Linked DNA regions of Mus musculus: region 2 is linked to region 1. The links are chromatin loops, found by intact Hi-C in ENCODE. Cell type or tissue: left cerebral cortex. All regions are shown on one strand. Each heading gives the region's core, and the rest is flanking DNA. Links, peaks and the distances in the headings are about the cores only. Region 1 has its middle 48 kb from the start of Gm26071. Region 2 has its middle 110 kb from the start of Gm26071.

What was found. Hi-C counts contacts between places; a loop is a spot of excess contacts. Peaks named below come from ENCODE experiments on the same cell type or tissue, not always from the same donor. Only the 100,000 strongest peaks of a DNase experiment are listed, where the experiment ranks them.
Region 2: it touches region 1 in a loop (2.0-fold over the local background); 2 of 42 quality-filtered maps call a loop at or near these places.

The regions. Positions count from the first base shown.
Region 1 is chr12:35,389,095-35,397,236 of GRCm38, reverse strand. No RefSeq gene overlaps it. Among named protein-coding and RNA genes, the nearest start is that of Gm26071, 48 kb to the left of the region's middle. In left cerebral cortex, for the core only: no CTCF peak of the experiment used is centred there; a DNase peak (open chromatin) is centred at 4,965.
Region 2 is chr12:35,324,429-35,332,570 of GRCm38, reverse strand. No RefSeq gene overlaps it. Among named protein-coding and RNA genes, the nearest start is that of Gm26071, 110 kb to the left of the region's middle. In left cerebral cortex, for the core only: no CTCF peak of the experiment used is centred there; no DNase peak of the experiment used is centred there.

The DNA of each region.
Region 1 (8,142 bases), core at 3,739-6,238:
GCATTAAACAACTGCTGTTATAGTCTGTGATCACATGGGCAAAGCCCTGGTATGGTAGAGGAAGAGACTGAAAAGTTTGGACTGATGGGTAGTGGCTGGAATTGAAAGCTGCCTGCTACATTAAGGGTATACACAGGAAAGGGCCACTGTTGAATATAAAATATGCAATTCTTTACTCCTAGTATATCATATTGGTCATTTCCCTATTAGGCTCATAGCAGATTCTAACACAGAATGAATAAGACACGAAGACTCTATCCCTCTACTCAGAGCAATCTAGTAGTACAAATATACCAAAGAATGCAACAAAAAATAAAAGGTCAATTAAAGGAATACCCAATGCTGTAATGCAGTTCATATAGTGATATAGTGCTGTTGTACATTCAGAGACCCAGAGTGAGGTTACAAGTAGATCTCTCTGAAGTGAGGGTTTCACAGTGAAAATCATCCCAAAGAGAACAGAAAATGGAAGGCTTGGCAGTGAGAGTCTTACCAAGATTCCGAGTCCTTTGGAAGTAAAGCAAGGGAAACAAATTACATGCAGTTTGAGGTAACTGGGTATAAGCAAAGCTAGTAAATTATATTTGCAAGGAAAGAAAATGTCAGACTAGATGAAGCATCCTCTTAACAGGTAAAATAAAATCATTTATCATGACAAGGAAGACCTTGTTTTCTGGACCTGCACCCTAGATCTAACCACCCAGCGCCTCAATGATAGCATGCCCCGTTCCCAGTTCTCTACCATAGTGTTCCAGCCTCCTATCTTCTTTACATCCCAGGAGCACCAAGCAGGGCCCAACCCTGAGAACCATACCCCATAACCTATTCTAATCCAACAGCAGGGTGAACCTCTTCTTTCACCAACTTAGTCCTCACTTTCCCAAATCCAGGTCAAAGATCACTTTCGTCACTTTGTTTAGATAGATTTTTTTTTTTCGGATTGTTCTCTTCTTCACCTGTCCTCACCACCACCCAGACTAGCAATGCTATTGTGTGCAGAGTGCAGTGTGCCACCTACTAAGTGAATTAAGCAAATCTGTTGTGACCATTCCAGTCTCACAACCACTGACTTGGTTTATTTAACATCTTTTTTCCATTGCAAAGGAAAAGAAGATAAGTAAATAAAAGGCTCAATAATTGACAATGCATCTTTCAATAGTGGTTTGGTCTAAATTTGGTGGACTTTATCAGCCATCATTTTGTATTTTTAGTCATTTCCCTTGAAGTCTGAAATTATTCCTAGCTTTGTCATGGTGACTTGTAACCAGTCAATTCCTCAAAAGTTATTTAGGTGAAAGAGATTGGACTATATAGCAGGCAATGAAAAGAAGTTCCACTGTACACTCTACTTCACCCAAGGGATGGGGACCCTGACTGGCCTTGTCACTTTAGTTATGGTACGAGAGTTGAAAATGATGCGAGTCTAGATAGCTCAATTATACACACACAGGTCTTTCTACTCTTCATTTAGGTACAACTTTCAAATAACTTTTTCCAAAAGCCATATACCAGACCCAAGGGTGTCAGTGCCACCAGTCACTGTCCAGATGCAAATTATCCCATAGTTCCACATAATAGATGCTAGTCTGTCACTTTGCTTTTAACCAAAAGAGAAAGCTTTGAAGAAGGAGAAATTCAATGCTGAAATCTTAATAGCCTTGGGGCTCAGAGACTTAACACAAAGAAATGCCATTCATTAAAAGAATATTCATGGCTTTGGTGGGAAACCTACTGCCAAAATTCTGATTAATTACACTTGTTGAAGAAGTTGCAGAACAAAATACATCATGAGCTCTCAACTAATCAAAGACAGTGATTTGAATGAGTCACCCAAAGTCAATGGCGAGTATTGGTCAAGTTCTCATAACTCAAAATAACAAAAAGGACTATGAGAGATAACATTCTCCCTGAAGAATGCCAGACTGGCTATGAATAGATAGAGCATAATTCTTTTTGTTGTATAAAAATGACTCATAAAGTCTAAGTGTTGTTATGCTTTGATTCCCACCAATCCCCAAGAGTTAAGTTTATAGTAACCTACTAAGGAAAGCTAGAAACTATAATTAGTATTTTTCATAAAGTAAGAAGGGATAAAATATCAGAAATATGAATAAAGCAACATTGCTATGAAGGACCTATCTGATGATCCAGTAGCAATCTCCATGACTACCACCAATCAGCAGCCAGGGCCCTATCTGGATGCCTGGCAAAGGGAAGGGTATCTTTCTAAATCACTTCAGAAAGATCTGCTACTCATTCTGCAGACAAGAAGAATACTTCATGAATGTAGGTATACATCATGATAAGGCTTCATGAAGTACCTGAGCCCAGTAGCCTGCTGTGTTCATGGGTTCCCACATGAGACAAAGGGTACACATAAAATTAGACTTCTTAGACCTGTTGCTGACCTGAAAGCTAACTCTCTAGAACATGATCACTAGTCTTGATTTTCCTTCTATCTTTGAATCCACATTTTTTAATTCATTTGGATGCTACTTTTCACATAAAGACTATCTGTATCCATATTTTGCAGACTAGTTCTTTGAAAAATAGCTTATGGTTTTCCAATGTAGATTTTAAGGAATATGTGTCAGGCCTATGGATGTTATCACCTAGTGTGTCCTGACTGAGCCAACATTATCCAACTGGTCTGCTAACTAAGACTGCATTCTAACCTTGCTAAAACCATGCTATACTAGATTTGTCAACATACAATTTCTCATTAAAAATAAATGGATAGTGGCTTTCAGTGAAAACTTTTGATCAAGTGCTATTCTGGGAAGATTGCATTTTCTTGACATGAGCTTCTAACAAAAAGAAGTAAAATTAAACAATGCATTTCATTCACAATGAAAATTTCCATTCTCCCTCCTCTCTAAAGAACAGACAAGGGACAGTGAATAGGTTGGGAAAATTAAAATAAAACTAATTATGTAAGAATGATATAAGAAAACATGTTAGGGGCTGGGGAAATGGCACAGAGGTTAAGAGCACTGGCTGCTCTCCCAGAAGGCCCAAGTTCGATTCCCAGCACCAACATGACAGCTCAAAACTGTGTGCAACTCCAGTCCCTGGGCATTCGACAGCACTGCATGACATACATGCAAGCAAACACCATTGTACATAAAAAATTTTAAAAAGAATCATCAAAAAAATTTAAATATAAACAATAATTTGTACAACTGAAAAAATAAATTTTAAAATCAATACTTGAATTACTGTGGCATTGTTCATTAATATTTCTTATTGCTGAACTGACATGGATTTAATAAAGTTCATGTCGGGTTTTATCCCAGCTCACTTCTGTAAACACTAAAGCAGCATGAGGAGTGATGCATACGGACTCCTGAAATGGGAGCAGAATAGACATGCAGCTCCAATAATAGCAAAATAAACCTCAGGGTTAGGGTTGGAGAGATGGCTCAGCGGTTAAGAGAACTGAATGATCTCCCAGAGGTCCTGAATTCAATTCCCATCAACTACATGGTGGTTCACAACCATCTGTAATGGAATCTGATGCCCTCTTCTAGTGTGTCTGAAGTCAGCTACAGTGAACTTGTATACATAAAAGAAACACCTAAAGACTAAAGCAAGTTGGCTTTCATTGAGTTTAGCACTATTGGTGAAATAATATACACCTGTCATTTGTTAATCAGCAGCTTCCTTGAGGTCACTGTAACCTGCCATTCTGCACATCTTATCTTCCTCGCTTTCTGCTGCAATTAAGCATTTATTTTCCAGTTTTTATTGATAGGCTTGGAGCTGTGGATCTGAACTATGGGAAAGTGCTTTAGAACTGGTGAAAAATGATATGCAAGCCAAATTTCATTTAGTCCCATTCTTCAGTATAAAACGATAGTTCTAGGTTTGCATAGGGTTATGACACATATGCCAAAAGTGGAAATGCATTGACAAATTAAACTACTGATGATCAAGTGTGGGTTGTTTAATACATGAACCTGACACTGGTGGAATACTGCAGCTTGGTGCTCTTATCCAGCATCAGGGTAGAGCTCCTTACGGTGTATTTCTATTCTAGGGGGTGGAAGAGGCTTTACTACTCTGTAGTTTTTAATGAATGTTTATTACTTTTTCAAGTCAAGCAATTTTAAGTTAAGAACTAGTGGCACTGTGGCTTGATTAGACATGAAAGGAACACTAGCCTTCACAACCAAGTATATACCCTTTGGGGCCCACCAAACCCCAACAAAATATATCAATAAAAATATAGATCCAAGATACACTGTTTTATAATCATAACAGTTCTAAATATTTGATGAATGCCACCCACTTTTAAAAGTAATAATGGTTTATTGTGAAGCTTGGCTCTACACAAGTTGAATTCTTAGATCAAAGACAATGATGTGTTGGCTCTCCCTACTTTCCCATAACTAATGAATATTAACATTTTCTAAAAATACATTGTCCTTGGAAATGTGAATTCTTTTGCAAATCTACTGTTAAATGTGTTGTTATTTCTTATTTTCTTTTAATGAAAGGACTATTCAAATCAGGTAGTTCTTTTTAATGTTCTAAAAATAACAATTGCATGCTTTTCAGCCTGCTGTACAAGTACAATACTAGCAAACACAACCCTATTTACCTCCTGAATTAAGGACATGACATTATCTCTTATAGAATCCCCTCATTACTCCTATTGTCTTTGGCTCCTTGTAAATAATATCCTCATTTAAGTCTTTTATACTCATTTGTATTTCCACAGGTTGTAAACTTTGTCCCTGGTACAAAGAGCAGTAGTCTCTCAAAAAGTGAAGTTAGCTCTCATCTGAAACTCATGTCTTCTAAAAAGGGGACCTGGTGCCTCTTCTGTAACTTCTGCATTGCTTTCCTGGCAAGCAGACAACTTCATCAGAGCAACCAGCCAAGGAGACTCTTTAAATGGAAGCTGTGCACACAAGGAGCAAACGCATTAAAAAGTTGCTGACGGGCATGAAATGCTTTGATGTGAAGATGGAAAACTCCAGAGCAGGAAGGATTTGAGGCATTTTGAGTCTCATTGACTCTGTGGTTTCTCTGCAGTTATTCCACAAGGCTAAAATAAATGCAGAAATGGTATTTTTGAGGCCACAGCTGCAGAGGGACTGTGATGAATTTCAATGAAAATCTAGCTGAATCGTGAAGAATTTGGTCTTTAAAACCCTAGGAACAGGAGAATGTTGTTGCTTGCAATTTCATTTTATCTAAGAAGTAAAAAGGGAAACCTCACTTTTTACTCCCAAGATGCATATCGACTATGGCTTTTAGTTCAATGGCAGATTCTGTGCAGTTCTCTGAAAAGCACTCTACTAGTTTAATTATAACTAGTAATAATTCTGTGCAGGATGGAAAGAGGCAGTCTGATAAGTCATGTGAAGTTAGTGGTTAAGATGAGATAGGCAAGAATAAACATGAGTGTTGTTTTACAAATGGGTTTCTTATCATGATCAGTCCATAACAAACTGATTTCATATAAAACCTGCTTCAAGGAATAATGGTTTGATGCCAGTATAATAATTACTTCATCATATGCACAAAGGCAAGGTTATTTAGACAGCACTATGAGCATAGGTTCTCTACTAAGAATGATGGATCAAAATACTGATGTTCAAGGGGATTCAATATATGGTAGGATCTAAACGTAGGTTCTTGCTAGGCAGTCCTGGCTATTCTGAAACTCACAGAGATCCACCTACCTCTGACTCCCCAGTTCTGTGATGAAATATGTGTGCCACTACACCATGCAATATCATACAGATACTATCTGAAAAAATAGTAAGGCTTAGAGTTAAGGACCACAACATATAGAATAAATGCAGAATGAAATATTGAACTTTTTATACCTTGATGGTGATTTCAATGTAGCTTTCTTTGTAAACTCATCAGAAGAACTGAGCTAGTGATGTGAAGCCCTTAGTAGAGTCAGAACTAGTACCTATTTAAACACTCAGTAAATGTTGATTGTTATTAGTAACAGTGTAGAATATGGAGTTAAATGAGGCATATGGTTTTGCAGCTAGCTAACATTTCCAGAATTTGTTCTATCCATCTATAAAATGAAAGACTTGGGCTAGATTATCTCCAATGTTCTTTCCAACTTTAAATCCAAGTTGCTTTAAAACAGATTGCTTCTGGAGTATTTGTGATTCTAAATCAGGAGTTGGTCCTGTTTTGGTGGAGTATTTGTAAGACACTTAATCATGTCCATCAAAGAGTGCCATGGGTTCTATTTTATCAACCAATTCTGTTGGGATGTTGCTTGCTACTACTCTGCTGAAGTACCTTTGGACAACATCACTATAGTTTCCATATTGTCAAATCTAATGGTCACTTTTTTGTGCTCTGCCCCATACCATGGAGTCCTTGATCATGAAGGTTTTCTTCCTTTCGATACTTACTATATTCTTTTAATTAACATTCTATTTCATTCTATGTAAAATCTCAAAATGATTTTTCTATTATTTCTATAAAATACTTATTTTCCCTTTTACTTTTAAGGTTATCAGTTGAGCTAGTTTTCTACAATTTCCTCCGCTAGTTCAGGCTTTTTTTCAGGGATGCAGGGGCTAATTCAACAATCAAAACCCACTTACCACTTACAATCAACCATATTAACAGGCTAAAGAAGAAAAAAACACTTGACAAGAGCCAAATAAAAAAATTGACACAGGTGGCTTTGGGAACTGGATACAGGCTGCAGCACCTTGTATGAGGCAGTTAACGTTCATAGGCTCCATTTCCTCTTTATCAGAATTGGTCTGAATAGACTGTACTATGAATCATATCAGGGGGATAATATAGTCCTTTCATTCCTAGTAAGACAAACACCATTAGTAAAACCTAGTGTTTCTCTGGGTTACATACTATGTAAAGAATACATAGGACAAAATACAACTTATACAATTGATTGAAAAGAAAAACAGCAAGTATTATATAATTACTGGCACAGAAAACAAACATTTTTAAAGGTACTATTTTAAAACAAATTTTCTATCTAGAAACATAGGTTTAACTCAAATGACCTACAGAAATGAAAGCATATGGTTTTTACACTCTCACAGTATACCACAGACAATTTGAATCTTCAGATAGGTTGATATGTCATTTAACTTGCTTAGATACTATGTAAACTTACATAGTGTGAAACCCAGAGAAGCACTAGGTTTTACTAATGGTGTTTGTCTTACTAGGAAAGAAAGAACTATATGGTTCCCCTGATATGATTCATAGTACAGTCTATCCAGACCAATTCTGATAAAGAGGAAATGGAGCCTATGAACATTAACTGCCTCATACAAGGTGCTGCAGCCTGTAGCCAGTTCCCAAAGCCACCTGTGTCAATTTTTTAATTTGGTGATCTACTTAGGCTTCATGGAGTACCATAATGGCAGTCTCACTCCCTGTAATGGGATGCTGGAGTGGGCACTGGGGCATAGAGTCACTGGGCATAAAATGCATAAAGAGTGAGTACACATATTTTCATATAGACTTAAAGATATTTTACCTCAGGACACTCTATTGAACTCCATTTCTCTGGCTCACACATTTTGTTGGTTTTAATTAGATGTACCCCTCTATGAATCTATCTGCCTTTCGCTCACTTAATTTGGCCTAATCTCAGTTACAGTGTATCCAGGGGACATAAAACTATGTTGTTTGATCTTTAGTTTGTGACCGCTAATAATAGCATTTAAAAAATCAAAGTACAGTGAAGTGGATATAATTATAGAGTTCTAGGAAATAAAACAGGACTTTTAAGGCAGATAAGATCAAGTACTATTCTCTACCACCACTATACTTAGTGTGCTTTTTGTAAATCACAGCAATACAATCCCTAAATTAAAAATATATACATGTGTGTGTGTGTGTGTGTGTGTGTGTGTGTGTGTGTGTATCCAAGTGGATCAAAGACCTCAACATAAAGTCTGATAGCCTGAATCTAATAGATAAGAAAGCAGGAATGTGCTTTAACTCACAGGCACAGAAAAGACATTTTGAACAGGGTCCCAGGATCTCAGGCATTTATACCAACAACTAACAAGCAGAGTGTCATAAAACAACAACAAAGAGCTTTTGTACAGCAAAGAACACCATCATTTGAGTGAAGAGGAAGTCTAAAGAGTGCAGTAAACGGTCTTATAAGCC
Region 2 (8,142 bases), core at 3,743-6,242, 65 kb after region 1:
AGACGCTGTGTTGGTTGAAATGCTAAGTACAGATGCTCATAGTTAAAATGAGCTTCAATATGTTGACTTATATTACCCAAGGAGTACTTGGTATACAGTTTTAAAATGAGGCAAATAATATGTTTCACTTATGAAAAGAAGTTTTAACTACAATAGAACAATTGCTCCCTAGTGTTTATCCTCAAACCATAAAAATTATAGTGATTCCTTGCAACTCCAGCATTTGGGAGGCTGAGGACAAAGGAATGTGAGTTGTAAAATAAAATAAAGATAAAAATAAAAAGTAAAAAACAAAAAACATTGTTATGAAGTAACAAGTCTAAAATTATTTTGTCAGTGAATTGGCCTACATAGCTAACAATCAGAAAGAGGAAAACCATGTGTTTTTTTAAATGTATAACTAAAACTCATACATTTATAGCATGCATATGGAATACAATACAGTCATGGAAAAGCTAAGGAAGCATGAGAGAAGTTGCTGCCAAATGCCCTGACTTCAGTCCCCTTTCCTGTAGAGCACAGCTGTTGTGGGCTGGCACTGCTGTGGAAAAGCCAGGTAAAAAACAGAACTTCCCTTAGGAGTTTTACATATGTCATTAGATGTCGCTTCTGTCTCAGAGTGACGACACAGTGTTCTTCTCAAAGCAGTTTATTCAGGAACCTTTTAACATGCATGCAGAAAAAAAAAATCTCTCTCCAGGAATCTCTCTCTCCCCGCCCCCAATCACAATCCCTTATATAACCTCTCAACTATGCCTCATCAGCCCAGTCCATGTAACAGCAGTCCATTGGCCAGAATCATCTCTCGTCATATGGTCCGATCTTGCATCATGGTGCACCTGCGCAGTTCTCACAATGGACGCCGCTTATTTTCAGGTGTATGAGGAAGTCAGGTGCAAGTCATAAGACTTGGCTGCAGTCCCGGGCACCATCTTGGGACTGCTACCACACCCGCTCCTCACAACTAGATTTTTTTCCATGCAGTCAGCCATACAAATAAAATCTATACTTTTTGTGTGCCTCATTCATTTCACCTCTCTGCAGTGCACAAGGCTACCAGTAGGTGGCAGTATAACAGGAAGTAGTCTGTGAGCTCTGGGGCCTTGTTCCTGTTCTTGTAGGAGGAAGCACCTGAGGGTTCTAATTTATAAATGAAGTTGCACATAGGTTTTCTACAGATGCCTGTATCATATAGGGCAAGAGCCCTTCAGTCTCCAGCTTACTGGGAGGCTTCGGTTTTTAAAATAAACAAGGGTTAAGTTATATCAAACCTTTTTCTGTATCGAAGGAAATAAAGTAAAGCTCTTTGCTTACTGAATTATTTATTCTGTGAATTTTATCTATAGATTTTCAGATATGAGGCCATCTTGCATTTCTGAAATAAATCCATCTTGGCAGTGAAGTGTGATCCTATCAGGATGCTGCAGGGTTCCCTGGAAACAGTGCTTGCATCTGTTTATAACGAATACTACCCTCCAATCCTTCCCCTTGTTAGTCTCTGGTTAATGGTATGGTAGCACTGACTTCCCTGTAAGAACCATCAAGACACTCTTTCTGTATTCAGATATTAATAGATTTTTCTTCTCATATTTTCTCCACCCATTTACCCAGAGACTTTTTACATTTCAAAGTACTGCATTCTTTATTTTCTTACTTTCATTTATTTTGGGGGCATAGCAGTTGGTTTCTCTCAATCTATTATGGTAAGAGTTTTATATTTATGAGAGGAACAGCAGAATGCAGGTGATATAAAGGGAACATAGAGAAAATGGGAGCTGCCTTTAAAACTGAGGGCAGGAAGGGAGATTAATACAGGTTTGAGAAACTTCCTTTCAAGCTTTTGGTCAGGAAAGTCCAATATACTCCCAAAACGATATGGATTATTGCTGTTGCCCTTGTCTGCCTCTGAGAGGTTAAATGTAAGTTCTTAGTGCTCAATATAAAAAATACTTAGCACATGGGACTCTGAAGACTCCAACTGACCTGAAAACCTCCTCCCTGGAAAGTAGCTTGACAATGTTAGAAGGCGCTCTGATCCTGCCATGGGAGGAATGAAAACAACAGTGTGCCCCAGCCGAGACACCTATGAACCACAACAATTACCAGCATGGCAAGATGTCCCTAATGATGCCAGAGAAGCACTCATATCTTGGCTGCAACCAACAACTATCTGATTGGGCTTTAAGCCTGCTCAGCAGGAGAGAAACCATCCCTGCTACTAGAATTATAGCTAACAACCCAGGATTTAGACTGTCGTGGACCTTAGAGAAGAACCTACAGCCACCACTTTAATACACTAGTGTAATTCCTACCTGCTTTGTAAACTTGACCTTATACCCACAGTTAATTCTAGCTTTCAACCCATCTCTTTGCAGCACATAAAGATTATTACAGAAAACCACGACTTCTTGAAATACAGATAGTAACAGATTGTGAGGCTCTCAGTAAACACAGATAAATATACATCTTTGCTGAACCTATAGCTCAGGGAATATCTCAGAAGAGGGCTAGAAAGGTTATAAGACCCAGAGGATCAGGAAGTCTTCCACAATACTCGATGTCCTAGAAGTGACCAGAACGTCACCCATGATGCCTCAGCAATATGGCTGCTGAAATAAGACTGAACAATGACCAAAGCAAAAGACATGCTAGCATGGAAAGGGGAACTCTCACAGGGACCCACCCATTGACAACGAGCTACACAGGGACCCACCCATTGACAACGAGCTACAGGGAACCAAAAGCTTCTGAGAGAAGGAGACTGTTTTGCCCCGGGATTAGCCACCTAATTGCCTATTCATTACTAAGTTTTCAGTCCGGAAATAATATAAATACAATCAAGGTTAAACAAACAAAACAGGTTGTATTTATATATTTTCAAATTTTTATGTTTGTATGTGTTATGTATATAATATATACACACATATATGTATGCAAAAATAATCATTGAAGAAAAAGATGCCATTCATTTGAGAGGGAGTGGTAAGAAGACATTTGAGGGGACATGGAAGGGACTGGAGGGAGGAAAAGAAAGAACTTTTAAAAATTTTAAATAAAGCAAAAAGCATCAGGACTTTAGCAGCACTGACTGATAAAGTGTGACACATGAAGTTTTAGGCATTGTCTCATATCAAATGTTGCCTTTATTAGTAATTTTTCACTGAGCTTTTAATTACTTAATGAAATTAAATTAAATTCCTAAGTATTTGCAGATATTTAAGTTATATTTTGGTCATTTTTCCAATTGCTATGATTACATAATTTCTATCCTTTTATACATATTAGAATATTTTTTATAGCACAAGATATGGTCTATCTTGTCAGTGTTTCAGTAGTTCTCTTAAAATGATATTTTATCAATAAATTGAGAAGGGAGCCTTTGGAAAGCCCCAATAGCTCACTGTGATTTTGAAAAACTAGGTATCACTATAAGAGTGACTTTTTGATGAAAATAATACACAAATACACCTTGCAGGTAATATACTTGCTGTTATGGAGCTAGGTGTTTCTCCAACAGATCAGCAATTAAGCAAGTATGTCTTTTCTCACCATACATTCCAGTATGGTTTTTAAGTCCTATCTAATGAAATAAAAGGAGAAAAAAAACTTATACATATTGAGAAGGAAGAAATAAAACCGTCTTTAATTTTAGGTGCCAGGATTTCCTATGCAGAGAACCAGAAAGGATTGACAAAATTCCTTCTGGAACTAAGAAGTAGTCATAGAAAGTTCCAGAATATAGACATTGCATATAAGTTTATTGCTTTTCAGTAAAACATTATAAATAAAGCAAATCTAAAACTGAAAGCACACAAGGTCTGAAGAGATAGGTCACCTGCCAAGAGCAATGACTGCCCAGCACCCACATGGTGGCTCACAACAGTCTAACTCCAGTCCTAAGGATTCAATGTCCACTTCAGGCCTTAGAGGTACTGCATGAACTTGGTGCACAGACATGCATGCCAATAATGTACCCATGCATATTAAAAATTAAAAATGACAATACTATTCACATTTGCATTAAAAGTATAAGTTCTCAAACACAACTAACAAAATATATGCATGCTCTATATGAGGCAAACAAACAAACTCTGATAAAAAAATTATTAAGAGGAACCATCAGATGATAATAGGAAGACTCAGTGTTGTCAAGATGTCAATTCTTTCCAAGCTGACCTATAGATCCAATTTTGTAGATAAGAACAACCTAATTTCAGTCTGTGTGTGAAATGGCAAAGGACTCAAGATGATACCAAAGGCGGGAGAACAGAGCCTACTTGACTTTACAGCTTACTGTAATAAGTCAGTGAAACACAGTAGCATGCCCATAAACAAAAGTCACCTAAGCTTTGGCAGAAAGCATCAATGATGACACCCTTTAAATCTTACATCAGAGCAAATATTATCAAAGTATATTATACAAAAGTATTTACTAGTAAAATATTTAAAATAAAAGTTACTGTTAAGTTACTGAGCACCCAATGTAAGTAATGACTCTAGATTTAGGCTTTACACCCTTAGAATATTACTTAAAGTAGACATAAACAAACATGTAAAACAAAAGTAAAAACATACTACAAGATAATATGGAAACAGTCTTGGGTTTGGAGATGACTGAATACAAAACCAGAGTTGCCATGGAGAGAAGGCAAAGTGGTTAAGCTTGAGTTCTGTCCTGCAAAGGCCGCTTAAAGAAAATGAAAAATTAAGACACAGACTGGCAGAAAATATTTGCAAGATACAGGGCTGGTATCTTGAACCATACAATGAACTCATATTGACTTTCTATTGCTGCAACAAATATCTGAAGTAACTGACTTATGTGGAAGCACAATTACTATGGCTCACAGAGTTCAGGTTTCAGCACTTGGTAGGTTGGCTCCATCATACTTAGTTTAGAGGAAGGCAGTGGATCTGGCTCCATTGCATTTAGTCTATGGGAAGACTTGTATCACCCTCCATTCCATTTAGGTGATCGAAAGGCAGAGTATCCAGCTCTATTGTATTTTGTCTATGAGAAGGCAGTGTAACTGGCTCAATTGTACTTACTATGAGAAGACAGTGCGTCATGCTGAAATCTGTGTGGAAGAGAAAGCTTTCTCACCTCATGGTAGCCAAGAAGCAAGAAGAAACATAAGGAGCCAGGGTCCCAGTAATAACTGAATCCCCCAATACCTGACTTCTTTCTACTAAGTCCTTCTTCCTTAAAGGTTCTACTAGCTCCCAGTAGCACTGTAGGGTAGGCACTAAACAATTCAAGACCCCACCTATAGCAACACTTAACACTTAGTAAGACAAACAAATATTAAAATATGGGCCAAACACTGTAACAAATATCTCATTAGAAAAGGTATGCCATAAGCAAATAAATATGAACTTGCTCCTATGCAACAGCAGGAGAGGCAAATTAAATCAATGAGATTCAGCTCTATGCCCCTCTGATGAGTTGAATGGTGACAGATACTAGTGGGAACATAGAATGAAAGGGGCATTCATGCATTGCTGATGGGAATGTGTGCTGGTTTGCATGCTTGGCCTAGGCAGTAACACAATTAGGAGGGGTGGCCTTGTTGGAGTAGTTGCTGCCTTGTTGGAGGAAGTGTGTCACTGTAGGGGGTGAGAGTGGAGACCCTCCTCCTATCTGCCAATGAGACAGTCTTCTCCTGGCTACCTTCCAATCAGGACACAGAACTCTCAACTCCTTCTCCAGTGCCATGCCTGCTTAGATACTATTTTGCTTCCCACCTTGATAATGGACTGAACCTCAGAACCAGTAAGCAGCTCCAATTAAATGTTGTCCTTATAAGAGTTGTCTTGGTCATGGAGTCTCTTCACAGCAATGGAAACCCAAACTAAGACAGAATAGGAAATGATACAAACACTTTGGGAGAGAAATTTGTGATTTCTTAGGAACCTAAACATGTCTTACTGCACAATCAAGCAATTACAGACATTGGTGTTTGTCCAAAGTCATTAACAAGTTAAGTGTGCTAAGTTATAGAAGGCTTTTTTTATCATTGCACAAATGCGGAAGCAAATAAAATATTTTTCAATAGGTGAATGGATAAGTGAATTGAGGCACACAGAGTGGACTATTATTTATTTGGCATTGAAAAATGAACTATCAAACCATTAGATGACTCCAAAGCCATTCTGATCATACGAAGGGCACACACTGTGATTTCAGTTTGTTGCATTCAGGAAAAGGCATCACTATGAAGATGATAAAAGACCAAGTTGCCAGGGCTTAGGGGTAATCCAGGAAGCCACAGGTAAGTCACATAGAACTTTCAATTTGGCTGTAACCCGAAAAGTGCTTTTAAAATGTTCCTAGTAAAAAGGCACTTTTAACATGCTATACTCCATTGCATGGTGATAGAGCTGTCTAATGCCAATCACCCTTTCTACATTTTACTGCACTTCACTTCATTTGTTATTTAATAACTGTGGAAAGATTAAGTATTTAATGCAACATATTTTAATCATATTCACATTCCATCCTATAAAGAACTTACCTGAAATTTTTATTTTAAAGATTTGGGGCCAAATGTGAAGAAGATCTGAGGTGGTGAGTGGGTGAGAGCCATCAGAATTATATATATATATATATATATATATATATATATATATATATATATATATATATATATATATATATATATATAGCTATCGAAGGACACATTAAACCATAAAGTTTCCAATTAAAGTCTAGCTCTTTCATTCAAAAGAAAATGGTTAATTCTGATGTAATGTGGAGAGCAACAAGGAATAAATGAACCAATTGAATCCCACCTACTCAGTGGTTTCTTACTTGATATTATAATGTCCTTGCTTTCAGATTTGATTTCCGAGAAACAAATTAAGAGCTTAAGTATAATCCTACCCCACTCTCTAGGTAACTTGCTGTCCTATTTCTCTTTTGTGTTATACCTTATCGTCTGCAACATAGAACAAATGTTATCACTCTGATTTTATAGGTTGAGTTTTCTTTATATAAACATTCAGTTTGTTAACATTCCATAAGCATATTCCTCCGCACCCATGAAGACCAATTATCACCACCATAAATCTATTTCTTCAGACTTGTACAGGGTGACTAACACTTTCAAGGTTAAGAAAGTGAAACTGCTGTGTCTGTCCCTCCCCTTCCCCCCAAACAAAAGAAGACAGGAAGACAGAAGGACAGTCTTAATCAGGAGAATTTCCTTTCAGCTCTTAAACATAAATCACATTAAAAACCAACCATCTTGGTTTTTGCCTGAAGACAGCAAGCATGATGGTCCCTCCTGGGGTGCCAGCAGGGTGGCTGACACCAAGGGCAGGGTGGTGAACAGCAGCCAGGAGCTCATCCAGGTTCTGATCCTAGACACTGTGCCACAGAACAACAACAAAATACCCAAGATGAAGAATGGTTCATTTTCTGGATTAAGTCTCCTCAAGAGACTTCCATGATCTGTGCTCCACCAGAAGTCATACTGATGTCCATGATCTGTGCTGATCTGGTCGACAGAGTGAATTCCTAAACAGCCAGGGCTACAAGGCGAAACCCTGTCTCAAGAAAGAAAAGAATAAGTTAGTAAGAAGGAAATGTGTACTAAGACTGGGTTTTTCCAGCTCATTGATTCCTAATTTTTGTGCCTGGTGACAGTGATGTTGAGCAGTGGAGATGCAGATGTCAGGCATTTTGCCACACTGCTGGTTGGGCAGCTGAGCACAATTATTCATTACCATTAGTTACTGCTAAGGAGTTTCCCATTCAAGTTGGGTCAAGATGTTCTGGCAGGCTACCCTTTTCCTGGGAAAATTGTTTCCTAATTTCTAAGGCTCTTACATCAAGAATATTAATGAAGGGGAATACTGTGATACATGTGTGGTATTTGCTTAAACATTTGTTAGATGCCTGTACTGGCTGGTTTTGCATGTCAACCTGACATAAGCTGGAATCATCAGAGGAAAAAGCCTCCATTGAGGAAAGGTCCCTATGAGATCGAACTGTAAGGCAATTTCTCAGTTCGTGATCAATGGGGGAGGGCCCAGCCCACAGTGGCCACTCCTGGGAAGGTGATGCTGGGTTTTATAAGAAAGCAGGATAAGCAAACCAGGGGAAGCAAGCCAATAAAGAGCACTCCTCCATGGCCTCTG